Regions from separate parts of the Homo sapiens genome. Here region 2 is linked to region 1. Evidence: read pairs that join two places in POLR2A ChIA-PET (ENCODE). Cell type or tissue: MCF 10A. All regions are shown on one strand.

Region 1 (8,000 bases):
TTTATTATATTTGAAGATTGTATGCTCGTTACCACAATCTTAACTTTAGAAAATTCTATTGCCCTAAAAGAAACTCCACATCCACTCATCTTTATTTCCCATTCTTCTGTGTTCCTTTCACCTCTAGCCCTAAGCAAACACTAATCTACTTTCTGTCTTTGTATATTTGTCTATTCTGGACATTTCATGTACATAGAATTATATAATATGTGATATTTTGTGCTTGGCTTATTTTACCTAGCATAATCTTTTCAAGGTTCATTCATGTATTTATTGTGTGTCAGTTCTTCTTGTCATTTTATTGACAAATATTTCACTGTATAGATATATTGTTTATCCATTTATCACTTGATTATAATTTGGGTTGTTACCACTGACTATTACAGGTAATGCTGACATGAACATTTATGTAAAATTTTTTTGTGTGTTGGTATGTTTTGTATTTTAGTTAAATCTAGCTTATTCTTTGAAAAGTATTGAGAGGATTTTTTTTTTTTTTTTTCCTGAGAGACAGAATCTTCCTCTGTCACTCAGGCCAGGATGCAGTGGCGTAATCATAGTTCACTTGCAGCCTTGAACTCCTGGGTTCAATAGGTTGAAAAGAATTTTTTTTTTTTTTTTTTTTTTTTTTGAGACAGGGTCTCTGTCTGTCACCCAGGCATGAGTGCAGTAGCATGAACATGGCTTACTGCAGCCTTTACCTCCTGGGCTCAGTGATCATCCCACTTCAGCCTCCCAAGTAGCTAAGACTATGGACATGTACCACCATGCCTGGCAAATTTTTATTTTTTATTTTTTTGTAGAGACGGGGTCTTGCCATATTGCCCAGGCTGGTCTTGTATTCCTGGCTTCAAGCAATCCAGCTGCCTTGACCTCCCAAAGTGCTGGGATCACAGGCATGAGCCATCATGCCCAGCCTGGAATTTTTAAAAATTATTTAATTCAGTGGAATTACATCTTCCTTCTGAGTCATCTGCGTCAAATAACCTTACTCATGTAATAAAATAAATACAGAGAGAGTTTTCACAGTATAAGACAATTATGTCTTAGGGCTATTGGGGCTTTTTTTTTAAGTGAACAATCCTGCTACAGGCTTATCCTTAATTATCATTGTAAGTGAATTCCTTGTATATTACATATACAGCTGCTCTAATCATTTGTCTAATGCAATCTTTAAATAACATAATAAAAATCTCTTTAAATGGGAGAGTATTTTATCTTCCTGAGCCCCTACTCATACAGTATGTGAAGTAGAGCAGACGAGTGAAACTTCTAGGTTTGGGTTGTTTGTTTCCTGAGTCCTTAGACCGGGGCAGTAATCCAACATTGTGGAAGTTCATTTGATTTTAGTAAAGCACACCCCTCCAAATAGAAAGGTTCCAGATTAATGAGGATAGCAGGTGGCTGGACCAGAAAAACAGACCAAATGGTAGAAGATAGAAAACAATGGAAACAACAAGAACCACAAAAAACAAACACAAAATTACAAAAGAGCAATATTTATGGTAATATGTTAATCGGATTAGTTCCTTAATTTAAAAAGGTCAGATTTTGGCAGCACACAAGGCTCAACAACAACTGCGTATTTCCATAACACAAACATTCGTAGCTAACTTCAAAAGGCTGAAGGCAGAGAGGTTGGCAGACATATACCAGGAAAATGCAAACATTAAAACAAGGGTAACTCTATTTAATGAGATAAAGTTGAATATGGTGGGGTCAGAGAGGAAGTGTTCCTCTCTGAGAATAAAGAGTCTCGCGTTTTCAAGGTGAAAGATACTATCCAATTAGGATACACAATTATACATGAAGTAGGGTTGCTATACAAAAAGCTTAAACTGTAGAAAATAGAAGAATGGCACAAGCACAGTTGTATTGGGATATTCTAACTTACTCCCTTAGTATCAGTACATAAAGTGGTAAAAATGAAGTACATCTGTAGAAAATTTCTTAATGTGATAAAGTGGAGCTAATGAGATCTACTGGGGTCTGTTATCTATTATGAAGAATCTCCCTTTATCTTGGCTTGGGCTCTTTGGGAAACTCTAGAGTGGGGATACGCATTTAAGTTTTTTGCAGGTGGTCTTGAGGCCACGATTGGTACTCATCTCTCTGCTCTACTACTTATTCTAGATTCACCTCCACCCTTGGCTAGTACTTCTGCTAGTCTGAGGTTACTTACTTGGTAAAATAACCTGACCTTTCATCCCTTGGGGGTTCAGGGCAAGTCAGGATTGCTACTGTGAGACCAAAGCTGACGAGGTCCCACCATCTAGATAGTTGCGGGTCACTTTGTCGGAAAGAGAAAGCCAAGTGATGTGCATGGATGGCTCTTCTTTGCTTGGAAGTGACACACATGACTTCTGCTTAGAGTGCATTGACAAAGCTAGCCATAGACTTGCTTAATTTGTAAGGAAACTCGGAAATGTGGGGAGAGCAGACTTCAGCATAGTGGTGAGCCCCAGCCTCTGCCACAGTCTGTTCTTCTGGCTGGCAAACATTCCTTTGCTCCCTTTATTCCACACCTTCTTAAGGGAAATAACCCAAAGTTCTATTCCATCAAGACATTTATCAAATCCAGGCATTGTTCCTCTTGGTCCAGAAACATAGGAACTGGAATGACCAAATTATATGGCCAACCCTATAACCACTGCTCCCCTGCCAAATACCATAGATGGAGTGGTCAGACAGGGCCAGTGTTATCACAGTGAACAATCCCATTTAGAAAACTGAAAAATGCAGTCATTGGTTAGTTGTAATTAAATTCTTCTGTACAGACATTGTGAGTGTCCCTTGCCGTGGGTGGGGAATATTCCTAATCAGTCCTCCTGACTGATCTCTGTGGTTCTCTATAGTACCTGGCTCTACCCTGTGGGAGAGTCATCTTTTTGCTATCCTCATGAATATATCTAAAGTGGATATTGAAGAATGTATTTTCCTTGAGGGCTGCTCACCTTTCTCAGCCTGCTTCTTACCTATAAAAGATTGGGGCCCAAGGGTCATTTTAAGGCCATCCTTCTCAGCCTTGCCACTATTGACATTTTGGAGCAAACAGTTCTTTCTTTTGATGATGGAATGTTTAGTAGCATTCCTGGCCTCTACCCACTAGATGCCAGTAGCACTCCCCAGTTGTGACAATCAAAAATGTTTTCTGACATTGCCAAATATTATTTTGGGGCAAAATTACTGTGAATTGAGAACTCCTGTTTGAAGTGTAGAAGGATCATAGACCTTTGGCGTTAGGTCTGACAGTTAACTAACTCTTTCAGAAATTTAAGAGATTTCTTATCTTTCTGATTGTAGTTCCTTTCATAGTATCTTTTTTAGCTCATGGGTCCTGTATTCTTGGACTTAATTGAGGCTGTCTTCAGTCTTCCTGTAAGCTTTCAAGCTTCTGTTGGCAGACTGAGGCAAATTTATCAATTGAAAATTTTACAGGACTTTTTCCCTGAAAGGGTTTCATAATTATTATGTGAAAATGATGCATAGAAACCAACCCAAGATATCAGTGGCTTAAGGCAATATTTATTGTTTACTTGGGTCTGCAGGGTTGGCTGTGTGACACTGCTCCAAACTGTGGGTCAAGTTCAGGCTTGTCCCATATTCAGGTTTCAGCATCTAAACTGAAGCATACACCAGAGACATCCTTTTCTCATGGTGAAAGGTAGAAGAGCAAGAGCTATGCTGAGTCAAACACATTCCCCCATATTCCATTGGACAAAATAAGACAAGTGACTGAACCTATCGATAGGGTGAGGACACAGTCTGGGGTGAGCAGGAATATTTGCAGAACAATCTACCATACTTTCTTCCAGGGGTCTAGTAGCATTTAGCTTTTCCAAAATGGCAAGACCCTGAAATTCTAGGCTCTGTTCCCTTTTATTTCTGCTTTAAAAGGTGGCTACTTCTTTTAAATGCAACCAGTAGCTACCAACACAAACTACTGAAGTTTTGCTTTCCAGTCTTTTCTAGAGCAGGGTTCAACAAACTTTTTCTGTCAAAGCCATGTAGTAAATATTTTAGGCTTTGTGGATAATAGTCTGCGTCACAGCTACAAGACTCTGCCATTGTAACACAAAAGCAGCCATAGGTGATCTGTACTTGAATGAGCATGACTGTGTTTCAGTATCAGCACTTTCTTTACAAAGCAGGCAGGCCTTAATTTGCCAGCCCCTGTGCTAGAGCTTCAGGTTCATTGTACAAGTGGCTGTGCAGGTGACAGCTTCATGAAATGTTTTGTTACTACGTAACCTAGATCACCTTTCCAGCCTTCGATGTGAGTTTCCCTGCTGCTCAACTGCTAAGCCAGGATCTTATGTTTTTATAATAATTAACACCCCACCTCTGACACCAGTTTCAGTGTTAGAATAGACTCAGCTGTACTGAATAACAGATAAACCCTTAATTCTCAGTGGCTTAGCACGACTCAGGCTTATTTCCTTTGCTGAATGTGTGGTGCAGATCATGGTGGGTTTGTGGACTGTGCGTTTACATAGATGATCAGCAACCCAGGCTGCCAGAGAATCCTCTGGAAAGTTCCTAATCACCAAAGCAGGGCAGGAGATGACAGGAAGTTGTGCACTGGCCCTTCTCTTCTTTACTTCCACTCACATCCCATGAACTAGAACTACCCACGTGCCCTTGCCTAACTGAGGAAGCTAGAAAAATTGGGGGAAGAAGACAGAATGTTGGGTTAGTTCCACTGCCTGCATAAATTCTAAGTTGCTATTCTTATATATAGTTAGCAGTGTAATTAACAGCTGTAAGGTACATATTGATATATATGGATGAATTTCAATTAATAGTCTTTGAGGCTTTTTTTGACAATTTTTTTGCTTAACAAAAATATCTGTCTTTAAAAATTGTTACTTTGCTCTTAATTTTTTCACAATGAAGTGCTTGAAATTGGAATGTTATTTCTAAATTGGAATCTGCTAGTATAAAGAGCCAGTAACCTTCAACCATCACACTAAACATTGAAGTAGTATCAAAGCTTGTAATATTTATTCTTAAACATGCAGTGTTTCTTTGCTGAGGTACTGTATTTTAGAAGTATTAGCAACATTATATTTACAGAATACCAATAATGAAAATTTTTTTCTTCTGTTTCATTAAGACCTTTGAATTGTTGGTATATTTAATTTCATAAAACCACTAGATTACATATCTTCTAAACCCATCCATGATTGCCTGTCGAAATATGTTAAAGACAACATACATGCTTTTCTGTATGTTAACATTACAAAAGTAATACAAAAGTAATAGTTGTCTTTCAAGCAGGCTATTTTCCTTTTTTGTATTAATCGGTGATATTTAATATGTATACTGCATGTCAGTACAGGTAATACAGTGCATTTGTGTTGTGGATTTATGCTTTCTTCGTTTTTTGGTCCTTTGGCTTATAATAGTATTCATCAAAGCTAACAGGCAAAGTATGTTAAACATGAAGCCATGAGTGTTTATGCTGCTGCCTGACTTTTGATGGGCACAGCACAGAATATGTTAAAGTAGGGGCCAGGTGAAAAATTCTGAATTATTCAGTAGTATCTATAGCAAGTAATTTTATAGATTAGTGGCACCAAGGCAATGGTGTCCTACTTCTACAAACAGACAGAAATTTTATAGCAAATTTGTGTGACTTCAGGTGGGAAATCAGGGATGGAAAAATGGATAATGACTCTTCTAGTCCTTTGGAACTGGGTATCTGCCAGTCTAAAAGATCAAATAACATTTGTTAGGATTGACAAGATGGCTCGTTGTTGACTTAAAACATCTGTATAAAGCTTATTGTGACTTTAAAATGAGATTTTAAAAATATTGGTAATATGTTATGCAAATGAATATAAATGCTAACTTATGACTTTCTTTTACTATAGTAGTTTTTTTATGTGAGCTTTGCGATGTCTTTTCAAATCCCTTTTACTCTAACCAAAAATGTCTAGCTAATCATAATTTCTAGCAATTAAAACATTACTAACTTCTCTAATAACTGTATGTATTCATAAATTTTAAATCCCATAAAACTGACTTCTCAGGTTTGCCTTTTAACGATGAATCAGTGCAGTAATATTACAGTGAGAAAAACGAACAATTAACATGAATGTTTTGCAAGGGATAGTATAACTTTATTGTGAACTGTAGGATTTTCCTATATATCATGGCAGTCATTTTTTAATTTTTATTTTCTGAAGGACTTAAAGCCCAGTAATATAGTAGTAAAATCTGATTGCACTTTGAAGATTCTTGACTTCGGTCTGGCCAGGACTGCAGGAACGAGTTTTATGATGACGCCTTATGTAGTGACTCGCTACTACAGAGCACCCGAGGTCATCCTTGGCATGGGCTACAAGGAAAACGGTCAGCACACACATTTATTTGAAATATTTTTCTGATTTAGCTTTTTTCTTTATTCAGTAGATTTTTAATGTAAATACTTAAGCAGAAGTACGTTGAGTTAAATGTGTATCATTGTTTGAAATGTGTATCAAAAGTTTGCAGGTAACTATAAATTTTTTCATCAATGTTTGGAAAAACTTGGGGCCCTTATTTGTTTAAATACGGATACATAACATCAGTACTACCATTGGATGAAGAATTTGTTGCCGTGGCCCTGAGACAGAATTTATGCTCTTTGCTTGCCTATAACTTGAAAATGAACATTTCTAACATGGTCTCAGGGATGTATAGTGTACTGACAGTTTATTATTAGTGTACATCAGTGATATTTGCCTATATTTCCAACCCCATGAAACTAAAGCTCATAGCAGTAGCACTCATTGTAAATTTTAAGAGATACATTAAGGCCTCTGCAAAGCTGATGGATAATTAAGGTGACCTCTTGAAGGAAGCAGTAAAGTTTCATTAAAACGTTGTATCCAGCCTTAAGGAAATGACTTTTAGTATTTTGTATGGGTATATCCAGTTGTATCAATCAACCTAAGAATCAGTGTTGAACAAAATTATCTGGCATGTAGATCATGAATTTAAACATTTTGTATGCATATACCTACTTATATTTAATTTAGGAAGAAATTTTGTTGAGTCTTAGAAATTTAGGAGATGAATAAATCTGCTAAGAAGCATGGGATTTTATGGAAATAAACCATCGTTTTAAAAAATGTGGTGACTTCATCCAAAATACTACCAAGAATAAAACCTAGACATTTTTTCTGGCAAGGAATCTGGAATAGCAGTTCATTTTGAATCAGGAAATTGTAATAAGTCAACTTTTAAGATTCTTTTTTTATAAAAGATACAATTAAGCTGAGCTTGATTTTCTGAGCTGATTAAAAACAAATACTTTAAACATTTGCTATTAATTTTTTATTCTTAAGTAAATATGCTGTTCTTTTTACTTACACTCTACCTGAAATTTGAAGTTTTTTATTTTTTGGGAATTGATAACTTCACGTGACCCACCAGCATGAAGATTGCTTTTGCATTTGCTGTAATTGATTGTCATAGATATGGTGTTATGTGTCAGTGTCCTATAAATATGATCTTAGGATAGCTCCCTGCCAGAAATTAGCACTAAGAAAAACTGTCATATATAGAATTGAGGCTGGGTATGGTCGCTTACACCTGTAATCCCAGCACTTTGGGAGGCCGAGGCTCGTGGATCACTCGAGGCTAGGAGTTCTAGACCAGCCTGAGCAACATGGCAAAACCCTGTCTCTACTGAAAGTACAGAAATTAGTCAGGTGTGGTGGTGCACACCTGTAATCCCAGCTATTCTGGAGGTGAGGCATGAGAATCGCTTGAACCCGGGAGGTGGAGGTTACAGTGAGCCGAGATTGCACCACTGCATTCCAGCCTGGGCGACAAAGCAAGACTCTGTCTCAAAAAATAAAATAGAATAAAAAATGAACTGACATATGGTTCCTCTTTAGTTAAGAATTATGTAGATCACCTTCTTGCCTTCCCACTCCCACCCTAGGAAACGGAGTCAAATGTAATGCTTAATGATTATAACTACATTAGCCAGCAAGGTTAAACATAAG
Region 2 (8,000 bases), 53 kb after region 1:
CAGAGAATCAGAGAGGTTGTGTGATTTGCCTAAGGTCATACAGCTGGTGATGGACCTTCATTAACACCTACATGATCTTTCTGCAAAGCCTGTATTCTTCTTGGGTTAGGTTTCTGAGACCAGCCCACAATCCCCATACTTCCAAAGGGTGAGGGCTGGAATGGGTACACCAGGAAGGCAGGTGGACAGAGAGGCACGGCTAGGGGCAATGCAACGCCAGTAGCAGGGATGGGAGTCCCAAGGGTAGGAGGGCAGAATTCTTTTTTTTTTTTTAGCTTGTACTGAATATTTATTTCACACAGTAGCTGACCAAAGGTGCAGACATAATTGGAGTAACACTTGTTAGAAGAAAAATACTGTGAGTTACTAGTGAGTCCGGAATATAATACTTGAAAAAGAAAACATGGTTCAGCAAGTTATGGGTCAAGTGATAATCAGGGTGACTTCTTTCTTTATTGAATATTATTTTCCAAAACTCTGGAAAAATCGTATGTGAAAATAAATGCATGCATATTGGAAATTTCTAGTAAGGACCTGCTAGAGCTAAGCAGCCTGGGTTGAGCTAAGCCTGAGTTTAAGACCAGCTTTGTCATTTGCAAGGTGCTTACTCTGGGAAAAGTTGCTTAGAGGGCAGAATTCTTAAGGGAGGGATTTGCGGCCCTGGGGCTGGAAGAGGCTGGGGCCCTTCTTCAAGCTGGACGTGCAGAGCTGGGTCACGCCTCTTGCTCATTCTAGGCAGAGCCTGGCCTAGGGTGAAACAAGCCAGGCACTCACCACAGGGGCACAATTTAAGGGGCACCCAAAACCTCACTCAGTAACTAGGATAAACACTTTATTGTAATACTTTTAAGAATAAATATTAGGCAAAAAATCTTTGATGAACAAAAGATCAAAGTTTTCAATACAGAAAGGAGCAGCTATGCACTTGCACAGGCCTTGAGGGTGAGTGCCTCCCACCCCAATCCCACCACATTCCTGCCTTTATTTCACATGTTTGCATTTGACCATGGATGTGGTTGGCTGAATAATGCCCTTCCCCACAAGATGTCCTGATCCCTGGAACCTGTGGCTGTGTTATCTTACACAGTACAAGAGACTTTGTAGGTGTGATGAGGGCTGGAGAGGTTAACCTGGGTTATCTAAGGGGCCAGGTGCAATCATAGGGGTTCTTTTACCAGGAAGGCAGAAGGAAGTTTGACCACAGTGGAGGCGGTGGGGGCAGGACAGAGGCAGAGACTGCAGTGCTGAAGCCGCAGCCAAGGCCTTGCTGTAGCCCCTGGAAGGTTAAAGATACAAGGAACTGCTTCTCCCCATGTCCTACAAGAAACCAGTCCTGCTGACATCTGGATTTTAGCCTTAGAAGACTGGTTATGACTTCTGACCTCCAGAACTAGAAGATAATCACGTTGTGTTGTTTTAAGCTGCCAAATTTCTGGCAGTTTGTTAGAGCTGCAATGTGGACCTAATATAAGGATATTTTAGTATTCATGTTCATTTTTTAAAAGATTACAATAAAATATCTTGATTACTGAGTTTTTTTGGTGCCCCCTTACATTTTGTGCCCCAGGCCAGTGAGGATCCCTAGTCCTGGCCCTGACACTAAGTATGGGGGCTAAGGTCCTCAAAACTGGGAGTGGGGCCGCGGAGCTGTTTTCTCCCTCCCCAGAGCTCAGGTGAACATGAGGGTGCCAGGGCAGGTTGGTGCAGGGTGTCACAAGCCAAGGAATGTCTGCCCTCCACCTACCAACAGAGCCTGGCATTCCCACGGCCCAGGGACCTGCCAGCTCTGAGCAGCCCTGTCCATGTTAAAGAGCAGGGGCCAAGGGCTCAGCAGAAGCTCTCACCAACCAGGGGCCGGCAGGCTTCTCTCAGGTGGGCAGGCAGGGTCTGCTGCCCACATGTTTTCTCTGCTCTGAGCCATGGTTTCCCTGCCTGTGTCTTCAGAGTCAGACTGGCCAGTCTCTGCAGAGTGCCCTCCACCCCTACCCAGGAGCCCCACATGGCTAGAGGCCTGCAGGCACCACCCATTAGAAGGCTCCGGCAGGCACTGCCACATTGAGCTCCAGGTGAAGCCCTGGCCCTGCCAATGCCCACCCCACCTCAGGGGTGGTTTTTAGCTGTGGGGCCTGTTGGGGATGGGAGTGCAGAGACAGTCATGAGACTGCCTTCTCAGGGCAGGGCTGGGGAGCTGACAACCTGAGTCTGTCCAATCACACAAGCAACCCAGTTAACAGTTGGCCTCTTCACTCTGGATGGTCTTTGTCTCTGAGCTGTGTGTACAACAGCTCCCTGGCTAGGGCTGGGATCCAGGACCTTAGGGACTGCCTCTTCCTTCAGTCTTAATTATGCCCCCCTCCCCAACCAAGACAACTCAGATCTAGTGGGTAGAATGCGCTGAGGCCTACCTGGCAACAGCATCCAGCGATGAGCTTACCCTGGAGGTGGGCTGCGCTGCCCCCAGCCCCACTGTGTGTTGTTAGGTAAGTTGCTGAACCTCTGAGTCTCTGCTGCCTCCAGATTGTACCAAACTCCTGGCAAGGGCAGCCCATAGCCAGTGTGAGCTCCCTTCCTCTTCTCTCAGGGTGTGTGGGCTGAAGTCCTCCAGGGCCACTTGGAACAAGCTGAGAGACAAAGATCCCAACCCTAGGACACCCTGAGGCTTTCTGGCATCCTGCTCTCTACAGCAGGCAGCCAGCACCCAGGCTCTGCACTCCAGCCGACTAGGTTGAAATGCCAGCTTCCCACTTATTTGTGGTCTGGACAAAATGCTGGAGCCTCCTTGATTCTGTCTCCTCACCAAAAGTGGGATATAATGGGACTGGTTTCACAGGGCTATTGTCAGGCTCAGCAGGGACACAGAGTCCAGGATAGGAAATGCTGGGGTCCCCAGGGGTTCATCCCCATCTTATCAATAATGGAGACAAACTCTTTTCTGGTTCTGTGATCTGAGGTCTATTGAAGCCAGACTGAAACCAAACTGGCCAAGCTGATGGGCATTTCTCATCAGAGCTGCTGAGAAGGAAGGGCTTAATGAACCAGCAAGGTGGTTAAAAGAGTGTTGAACGTTAGCGTCCTGACCTTTGCAGGAAGCAGTAGTGACAGCCCCCTGTAAATCATCCCGACTAGCTTACCAGGCTCTCCCTAGATAAGGCAGCTGCTCGGGCCTTTGTTCTGGTAAACAGCTCTGTGGCTGTCCCATCAGCAGGGGTGGGGGAGGGTGGCTGTGGCTGGAGGCCATTTCCTCTGCCTTGGGGATCCAAGTTCTCAGGCTCCTGGGGCTCTGGCAGGGGAGAAGCCTTGAGCGCTGCAGGGGAAGGAGGCCCAAGTGTGCTCTGAACACCCTCTATACCCAGAAGAGGCCAGGCCTGCCCTCTATGAGCCTGGACAGGATCCAAGGTCCATAGGGACATCTTCTCCACTTGAGTACATGGACCCTTAGGGCCCACTAGAATGGATGGAAGGCACCAGAACTAGTCTCAAGTACCCCTTCTGCTGGCTTAGTGACCTGAGGCCTAGCCCAGGTCTGCAAGAGTCCTTTCTCTCCCCTTTTGGAAGGGCTGCCTGGAAAAGCCCAGGCCCACTGGCCAGGCAGGTTGACATTCACAGGAACTAGAAATAAGACTGTCTTCTTGAATCTCCCAGGAGGGCTGGGATATAGAGCAAGCAGTGCTGGGGAGAAGTGGTCCACTAGGACCTTGGGCTCTACCACTGGCAGCCTGGCCTGGGGGTAATCACCTTTCACTCTGAATCTGATTATGCCTCCAGGGCTTCCTTTTAGAGATGTCATTCCATCAAATGATGACCACTACCAGCTAACAAGGTTGCATTTCATCCCACCAGGTTGTCCCAAGGTTGGATTTTTTTCCATGTCACATGTCCTGCCCTAGGGCTTCAGGGAGCTGTATTTCTCCCTTCTTTTTTCCACCCATGATTCCAGAGGAACCCAAGGGCAGGAGAGTTGACTCCTGGGGGTCTGAGAAAAGCCTCCAGAGGCCTGTGAGATTCCCACACAGCCAGGCCAGGGCAGTGCAGTTCCGATGATGACCACAGGCCTACTGCCTGTCTCCGGCCCCCATGCCCCGCCCCAGCACCAAGCAGTCACTCTGGGCAGGGACACCTTTTCCCAGCTGGGCTCCTAGCCCCAAGACTGCCTTCTGCGCTGCCACTGGTAAGGTTGGGACAAACAGCTTCAGGGCTTTGCTTGGCGGTGCCTGCTGGCCATAGTGGAACTGTTACCACAGTGCTAGTTAGCACCAGTCCCAGCCCCCAGACTTCTGAATCCAACTGCCCGCTCAGCATCTCCACTGGTTTAATGACTCATAGACACCTCAAACCTAAACGTGTCCAAACAGAGCTATGGCCTTGCCATAGCCTCCCAAACCAGCTCTGTGCTAAGTCTTCCCTTCTTACTTCATAACAACTCCAGCCTCCAGATGCCCAGCCAGACACCATGGAGTTAGCCTCCACTGCGCCCTTCCTCACATCCACAGCCAGGAGAGCTTATCATCCTACTTGCAAAATAGATTTGGAATCTGATCACTTTCACTACCCTGACCACAGGGAGAGCACCCCCTTCTCTTGCCTGGATTATTGCAAATTCATCTCCAGCTCCCCCTTGTACAACTCTGGTCAGCAGGCAGAGTGGTCCTCTTAAATGATGTATTACATCAAGACATTTCTCGGCTCAAAGCCCTCCAATGCCCCCTCCTCATTTCAGAGTAACAGCAGCTGGGCCAGGTGCGGTGGCTCACACCTGTAATCCCAGCACTTTGGGAGGCCGAGGTGGGTGGATCATGAGGTCAGGAGTTGGAGACCAGCCTGGCCAAGATGGTGAAACCCTGTATCTACTAAAAATACAAAAATTCACTGGGTGCGGTGGCGGGTGCCTGTAATCCCAGCTACTCGGGAGGCTGAGGCAGGAGAATCGCTTGAACCCGGGGGGGAAGAGGTTGCGTTGAGCCCAGATAGCATCACTGCACTCTAGCCTGGGTGACAGAGCAAGACTCAGTCTCAAAAAAAGAAAAAAAAGAAAAAAAGAGTAACAGCGGCTGGGTGTGGTGGCTCATGCCTGTAATCCCAGCACTTTGGGAGGCCGAGGCAGGTGGATCATTTGAGGTCAGGAGTTCGAGACCAGCCTGGCCAACATGGTGAAACCCCTGCTGTACTCAAAATGCAAAAATTAGCCGGGTATGGTGGTACGTGCCTGTAATCCCAGCTACTCAGGAGGCTGAGGCAGAAGAATTGCTTGAACCTAAGAGGCAGAGGTTGCAGTGAGCCAAGATTGTGCCACTGCACTCCAGCCTGGGCAACAGAGCGAGACTCTGTCTCAAAAATAAAATAAAATAAAATAAAACAAAATAAAATAAAATAACAGCTAGAGTACTAAAAGGGGCCCAGGAAGCCTCTACCTTCTGGCCACTCCCATGTGGCTCCCTTCCTCACTCCCTCCAGCCCATCTGCCTCTGTGCTGCTTCTAGACCACATCAGATGTTCTGCTTTTGCCCAAGCTATGGCGTCAGTCTAGCACACTTCCACTAGATGTCCCCTTGGCTCACTCTCTCACCTCTTTCAACACCGTATGAACAATGAGATAACACTTCATACCTGTTAGGATGGCTATTAAAAAAAAAACCAAAAAAAACAGAAAACAAGTGCTGGTGAGGATGTAGATGAACTAGAAAACTTGTGTACTGCCAGTGGGAATATAAAATGGGGCAGCCACTGTGGAAAATGGTCTGGAGGCTCCTCAAAAAATTAAAAATAGAATTACCATATGATCTAGCAATCCCACTTCTGGGTATATACCCCAAATAATTGAAATCAGGGACTCAAAGAGATATTTGCACCCTCATATTCACAGCAGCATTATTCACAATAGTTGAAACACAGAAGCAACTCAAGTGTCCATCAATGGATGAATGGATAAACAAATGTGGTATATCCATACAATGGAATATTATTTGAGCTTAAAAAAGAGAGAAATTCCAATATTCCACATAGATGAAACTTGAGAACATTATGCAAAATGAAATAAGCCAGTCACAAAAAGACAAATACTACAGGATTCTACTTACATGAGGTGCTTAGAGCAGTCAAATTTATAAAGACAGAAAGTAGAATGGTGGTTGCCCAGGGCTGGAGGGAGAAAGCCAGAGTTTCAGTTTGGGAAGATGAAAAAGTTCTGGAGAGGGATGGTGGTGATGGTTGTACAACAGTGTGAATACACTTAATGCCACTGAATTGTACACTGTACACTGCTTTCTTCCCTGCTGAGTCCTCTGCCTGCATGTGACAGGTCTCAATAAGTGTTTAATGAATGAATGAGGACTATTTAGTACTCAGAGAACGCTGAGGACTATTTAGTACTCAGAGAGCGCTGAGCACTTTATGTCCATTTTCTCTCTTAATTCTTATGACAATCCTGCAAAAAAGATATTATTCTTCCTATTTTGCAAACAAGGACACAGAGGTACAGCGAAGATAAGAGGTGTGCCAGGTCATGCAGCAAGCAAGTGGCAGAGCCAAATCACACCTAGACCCAAGCCTGTTGCCAAAGCCTCACTCTGCCTCCTCTCACACTTCAATGCAATGGGCTTGGCTAAACCCCTTCCTATGCATATAAATTCCAGGCTTTAAGGGGGCTTGCAGACTCTCTGCAGACAACCAGGCAAGGGATACACATGTTCAAGCACCCACCAGATGCCGAGGCAGCCCTGGGGACCCGGTGACTATTGTCTCCCTTCTCTCTCCTCTCAGAGAGAGCTGGCAAGGAGGTACTGCGCCATGCATCCTTCTGGGGCTGCGTTCCCTGAACTGGGCGTGGAAGTTCAGAGATCAGTTTGAGGAGTATTGGCCTCTTAACAATATCAACTCTTCTCATTCCTGAACATGGGATGTCTTTCTTCTTATTTAGATCTTTTTCAATTTCTTTCAGCAATGCTTTGTTATTTTCAGAATATAAGTTTTATACTTTTTTTTGCTAAATTTATCCCTAAGTATTTTATTCTTTTGGATGCTCCTGTAGATGAAATTTTCTTAATTTCGTTTTCAGTTTGTTCATGGCTACTGTACACAAATAAAATTGGTTTGTATATACTAATCTTGTATCCTTCAACCTTGCTGAATTTTTAATTAATTCTAATAGTTTTTTTGTACTTTCTGTACACAAGATCACGCCATCTGCAAACAGAGATACTTTAATGTCTTCCTTTTAAATCAAGCTTCATTTTATTTCATTTTCTTGCATAATTGACCTGGCTAGAACCTCTAGTACAATGCTGAATAGAAGTGGTGAAGGCAAGAATCCTTGTCTTGTTCCTGATCTTGGAGGAAAATTAGCCAGTCTTCCTCGATTAAGTATGTTATTATCAGTGGGCTTTTTGGAGATGCCCTTTATCATAGGAATTCCCTTCTATTCCTAGGGATAGAATAGAAGTTCACTTCTATTCCTAGTTTCTGGAGTGTTTTAATCATTAAAGGGTGCTGGATTTTATAAAATGCTTTTTCTAGTCTACTAAGACGGTCATGTGTTTTTGTCCTTTATTCTGTTAATATAGTACATTAATTGATTTTCAGACATTAAATCACCCTTCCATTCTTAGAGACGATAAATCTCATTTCATCATGGCGTATAATTCTTTGGATTCAGCATGTTAGGATTTTGTGGATGATTTTTGTATCTATATCCATAAGAGACACTGGTGTTCCAGCAATAATTCTCTGTCCCTCCTACACCATCAATCTTTTGCAATGATGCTTTGTCTTCCAACTTAAAAAAATAAACCAACTTCCTCTTTACCTCACCTCCTCCTCCAGCTGCTGTCCCCATTTCTCTCTTTCCCTTTTCTGCAAACTTTTTGAAAGAGTTGGCTATGCTGACACTCCAATTCCCCTCCTATCATCCTTTCTCATTCCCACTATTATCAGGCATTCCACAAAAGCCCCTTTGCTCAAGTCACCAATGACTGCTCAGCTTTCATCCTCTGGTTGATCTATCAGCA

The links. Peaks named below come from ENCODE experiments on the same cell type or tissue, not always from the same donor. Only the 100,000 strongest peaks of a DNase experiment are listed, where the experiment ranks them.
Region 2: POLR2A ChIA-PET joins it to region 1 with 9 read pairs; 1 of 35 experiments calls an interaction of 5 or more read pairs at or near these places.

What each region holds. Positions count from the first base shown.
Region 1 is chr10:48,413,964-48,421,963 of GRCh38, forward strand. It overlaps MAPK8 (mitogen-activated protein kinase 8), which reads left to right. Exons shown (of 12, transcript NM_001323329.2): 6 at 6,192-6,357. Among named protein-coding and RNA genes, the nearest start is that of ARHGAP22-IT1, 94 kb to the right of the region's middle. In MCF 10A, no CTCF peak of the experiment used is centred here; a DNase peak (open chromatin) is centred at 3,598.
Region 2 is chr10:48,467,196-48,475,195 of GRCh38, forward strand. All of the region lies in intron 4 of ARHGAP22 (Rho GTPase activating protein 22), which reads right to left. Among named protein-coding and RNA genes, the nearest start is that of ARHGAP22-IT1, 40 kb to the right of the region's middle. RefSeq lists an enhancer at 2,788-3,670. In MCF 10A, a CTCF peak has its summit at 4,040; a DNase peak (open chromatin) is centred at 4,326.